Regions from separate parts of the Homo sapiens genome. Here region 2 is linked to region 1. A link is an interaction called in ENCODE POLR2A ChIA-PET data of the cell type or tissue named here. Cell type or tissue: B cell. All regions are shown on one strand.

What was found. Peaks named below come from ENCODE experiments on the same cell type or tissue, not always from the same donor. Only the 100,000 strongest peaks of a DNase experiment are listed, where the experiment ranks them.
Region 2: POLR2A ChIA-PET joins it to region 1 with 5 read pairs; 4 of 35 experiments call an interaction of 5 or more read pairs at or near these places.

What each region holds. Positions count from the first base shown.
Region 1 is chr7:2,939,852-2,942,351 of GRCh38, reverse strand. It overlaps CARD11 (caspase recruitment domain family member 11), which reads left to right. Exons shown (of 25, transcript NM_032415.7): 6 at 2,424-2,500. Among named protein-coding and RNA genes, the nearest start is that of CARD11-AS1, 2.9 kb to the left of the region's middle. In B cell, CTCF peaks have their summits at 1,387, 1,591 and 1,802; no DNase peak of the experiment used is centred here; H3K27ac peaks cover 2,302 bases.
Region 2 is chr7:3,101,445-3,103,944 of GRCh38, reverse strand. All of the region lies in intron 1 of LOC105375130 (a long non-coding RNA gene), which reads left to right. Among named protein-coding and RNA genes, the nearest start is that of CARD11, 59 kb to the right of the region's middle. In B cell, no CTCF peak of the experiment used is centred here; no DNase peak of the experiment used is centred here.

The DNA.
Region 1 (2,500 bases):
GGGAGGGAGGGAGGAAGGAAGGAAGAGGGAGGAAGGAAGAGGGAGGGAGGGAGGGAGGAAGAGGGAGGGAGGAAGGAAGGAAGGAAGAGAAACAAATGAAAGAGAAAAGAAATGGCAGGAGAGTCAGTGGGGCCAGAGCCAAATAAACAAATGGTGCAGAAGGGAGTGGAAGGGATGGCGGGGTCCAGATCATGGGGGCATGGTAAGAACTTTGGGATTTATTCTAGTTGTGATGAGAACCCTCTGAAGGATTGAGAGCTGAAGAGTGACAATTGATTTATGTCTGAGAAGGATCACTCTGGCTGCTGGATGGAAAATAGACTCACAGAATATTTATTAAGCACCTGCCACGTGTGAGGCACTGTGCTAAGCACTGTGGGAGACATGGGGATAAATAACGTGAGCTGTGCTCAGGTCACTTACAATTTAGTGAAGCAGACAGATCCGTAAACAATCCACCGGGAATTCAGGTGAATTGAGTCAGTGGCATAGCAGGCAATAGTGTTTTGGTTAGAAGCATGAGCTTTGTAAGTCCTGTAGCTTTGAGTTCAAATTCTGGCTTTATGCTTTACGACTTACTTAGCTATTGGCCTCAGTTTCCTCATTTGCAGATGTCAATAATGAAAGTAATACGTGTGCCCTAGGATTGCTGGGATACTGAACCGTAGGTCTTTGGCGGAGCGGCTGACCCTGTAAGCACCCCACAATGCTAGCGCCCCATGCCTGCTCGTGTGGGACCCGGGACTTACCACAGGACACTTGGGTTAAGCTTTGAAGATGCTGAGGAGCTTTTTTTTTTTTTTTTTTTTTTTGCATGAGCAGGAGAGATTTCTATGCTGTTTTTACCTAGGATTTGGGGAAGTTACCCTGTGGCAGAGACTTACAAGTTTCTCTCCCGGAACTTCCTCCTGTGTTATGTTTCCCTGGAGATACATTAATAGTGAGAAAGTGTAAGTAGAATTTGGAAGAACATCTGGCCAGCAGAGTCCCTGGCTGGTTTTCTTGGCCTCGGGCTGCTTCCTGCACGCCCCTTTCTTCATCGTCTCAGGTTAATCACTGGGGTGCAGGAGCTGGTCTTTTCTTGCTAAAGCCACTGCTCTCTACCTGCCAGATTCCTTGAGATGATTCTCCTTCCAAGACTAGATTTGAAAAATGACACTCTCCCCTTTGGTGCCTCCTTTCTTTATAGCCCTCGAATGCAACCTTCTTGTTTGGGATACTTTAGCAAAGCCGATGTGTTTGGGGAGGAACACAGGTTAGTCTCACAGGTTGAAGAAGTCTTCTGCTGGTCCCAGTTCCTGACACTAAACTCTTGAGTGTGAAAATCAGCACATCTCCACTTGTCTCATTTCCAGATGCAATAGCTGCCTCCTCCAGGAAGCTACTCTTTCTGCCACTAAGTCTAGGGAGGTTCTTTAGGGTGGAGATCCTGTGAAATTACAATTCAGTGAATTTCAGGCTGTCTTCTTCTCCTTCTCCTTTTCCTTCTCCTTCTCCTCCTCCTCCTCTTCCTCTCCTCCTCCTCCTTCTTCTCCTCCTTCTTCCTATTATTCTTCTTTCTTCTCCTCCTCCTCTTCCTTCTTCTTCTTTCTTCTTCTCCTTCTCCTTCTTCCCCTTTCTCTTCCTCTTCCTCTCCTCCTTCCTCCTCCTCCTCTCCTCCTCCTCTTCCTTCTTCTCCCCCTCCTCTTCTTCCTCTTTTTCCTCTTCTTCCTCCTCCTCTCCTTCTCCTTCTCATTCCTCCTCTTCCTCTTCTTCTTTCTCTTCCTCTTCTTCTCTTTTCTCTTCTTCCCCTTCCTCTTCTTCTTCCTCTACTTTTCTTCTTCTCCTCCTTCTCCTGTTTTTTCTTCTTTTTCCTCTTCCTCCTCCTCTTCCTCTTCCTTTTTAGCAACAGTGCTATTTATCCAAATAAAATCTTGTGTGAAACCCAGAAGAACAAACCACACAAGCAGAGCTGTTCTGGGATGTGAAGTCAGTGTGGATGCCCAGAACCCCAACTTGTCAACCATCTCCTCCTTCCCCCTGGGTAACCCCTGGATTCCTCAGGGGAATCCTTGAGTTCCGAGGATCAGAATTTGAAACCCATCAGAGAAGGGCGTTGAAGTGGGAAACACCAACTTGGATCTCTTTTATCCCAAAATCCATAACCTGTCCCACCTGACAAAGGTTGAGGGAATTTTCTCTGAGGCCTGTAGCCCCTTTGGAGCTATTCTAAATAGACTAATCAGGAACTCTCCATCAACAGGGTGATGACAGTTTGTTTTACTGGAGAAGGTTTCTTGGAGCCCTTCTCTGCCCGTGGAAGAAGGAGAGAGGGGCATAACTCAGGTTATGCTGCCAGCCCAGTGGGATCGGGGGAAGCGTTGCCTTTTCTGAGTGTTTCTTGCCACCTGCCTTCTCCCCTGGGCACCCTTGGGGTATTTCAGATCGATCAGCTAAAGCACCGGTTGAATAAGATGGAGGAGGAATGTAAGCTGGAGAGAAATCAGTCTCTAAAACTGAA
Region 2 (2,500 bases), 160 kb before region 1:
CGGGCTTTGGAGTCAGACTTGCTGGCTATAATTTTCCACTTTAGGCCTCAACGTCCTCATCTGTCAAATGGGAGCAGTGTTGGCTCGGGATGAAATGAGGTGTGTGCTCAGAGCCTGGGGTGACGCACCTGCCTTGACGCGTTTGAATGCAACATGAGCTGCCCTTATTGTGTGGTTCTCACAGTCTCCAGTGACATCAGAGCAACCACAGTGACAACAGTTTCATTTTTCTGTGCACCCACCAGTACCCTGCCATGGGACAATAGTGCGTGAGTAAATGCAGCCAGTTTACAGGCATGCTGGCTCATGCCTGTAATCCCAGCACTTTGGGAGGCCGAGGTGGGAAGATCATTTCAACCCAGGAGTTCAAGACCTGCCAGAGCAACAGAGTGAGACCCCTGTCTCTACAAAAAAAAAAAAAAAAAAAAAAAAATCTCTGCATGTGATAATGCCTGCCTGTGGTCCCAGCTACTCGGGAGGCTGAGGCAGGAGAATCACTTGAGCCCAGGAGATGGAGGCTACAAGGAGATGAGTTCATGCCACTGCACTCCATCCTGGGCAAGAGAGCAAAACCTCATCTCAAAAAAAAAAAAAAAAAAAAAAAAAAAACTAAATTCGCAAAAATAAATAAATAAATGTAGCCAATCACTAAAAAGCTTCCACCTCACCTCTCCCAGCACCGCCCTGGGAGGCACACCTAATATAACAAGTGCCAGCACCGGACGCAGTGGTTCACACCTGTAATCCTAGCACTTTGGGAGGCCAAGGTGGGTGGGTCACCTGAGGTCACGAGTTCGAGACCAGCCTGGCCAACATGGTAAAACCCCGTCTCTACTAAAAATACAAAAATTAGCCAGACATGGTGGCAGGTGCCGGTAATCCCAACTACTTGGGAGGCTGAGGCAGGAGAATTGCTTGAACCTGGGAGGTGGAGGTTGCAGTGAGCTGAGATCATGCCATTGCACTCCAGCCTGGGCAACAACAGTGAAATTCCATCTCAAACAAACAAGTGCCAGGCCCTTACATGATGCTCAATAAACTCTCTGTGCTTTTTTTGTTAGTTTTGTTTTGTTTTGTTTTGAGACGGAGTCTCACTCTGTCGCCCAGGCTAGAGTGCAGTGGCACCATCTCGGCTCACTGCAAGCTCCGCCTCCCGGGTTCACGCCATTCTCCTGCCTCAGCCTCCTGAGTAGCTGGGACTACAGGCGCCCGCCACCATGCCCGGCTAATTTTTTGTATTTTTAGTAAAGACGGGGGTTTCACCGTGTTAGCCAGGATGGTCTCGATCTCCTGACCTTGTGATCCGCCTGCCTCAGCCTCCCAAAGTGCTGGGATTACAGGCGTGAGCCACCGCGCCCGGCCCCCTCTGTGCTTTTAACATTTCCCTTTTGTTGGGGGAAAGTGAGAGTCTCAGAGGCAGGATGGCAGGCTCAGGCAGGAAGATGAGGCCTCAGATAATGTCTTTTCATGTAAGTCTTGTAATGTTGTTTCCTCTCATTAGGGATTGTTTTTGTTCCTACTGGCGCACTTTCCAAGCTGTGTTAAATTTTAAGACCTAGTTAAACTTGTATTTCTTCAGGCTAAGTGGAAACTCTGTAGATTATTTTTTCCAAATTAAAATCATAATAAAACTGATTTGGAAAAAAATAAAACAAGCTCTAGGAAACCCAAACGTATCTGTTTGTCAGTTTTACCATTACAAATGGAATTAAGCCAAACATTTAAGTGGTTTTTCACAGGCCTTCCTTCTGTGGGTCCCCTCTGTGTGTGTATTCTCTGTGCAGAATGTTCTTGGGTATAATTTATCCTCCTCTAATTTATTGGATTATGTCTATATACTGCTGTACTTATTTTAACAAAGAGGTTTTTAAACAAATAGAAGTAAATGTAGATTTAATTTATTTCATCAGGCGAAGAATTCTCGAGAAAATCAATTTTCATTTGCACAGGTATTCTGGTAGTCAGGCACCCCTGTTATTACACGCCTGTTCCTCCTTTGCCGGCGTTTCCATGACAGATAGCTTCGTTTCTCTGCCACGATTCTATTACTTACAGAAAAATATGTTTAAGGAGTATTAAAGGTCTTACTTAAACTGACAAAAGTCACCAAAGCTTGTGTTAAGGTTGACACGGTCTTTAACTTACTCCGGCGAATGGGAACCACTGGGAAATTCACATGCCCGTGGCGGTGTGGCATGTCCATTTTTATTTGCAGCTCTTCCTGTTTTGTTAATTTATAGAAGACCTTTAATGCTATCTAAATGGAAGCATGGATCTCGGCCCAGCATGAGAAGGTCTGACGAGGGATTTTCTCTCTCTTTGCTCGGAAACTGGGCTCTTCAGAAGCCGGGTGTGTCTGGGGTGCCCACCACCAAAGTTCTAAAGTGGATAGAGTTTAGGTCTATGCCGAAATGCTCCAGGTCAGCCCATTGTTTTCCAGCCTCAGAGCTCGTTGACAGACATAAATTAGATCATTCCTTCTATCCTCTGCTTAAAACAC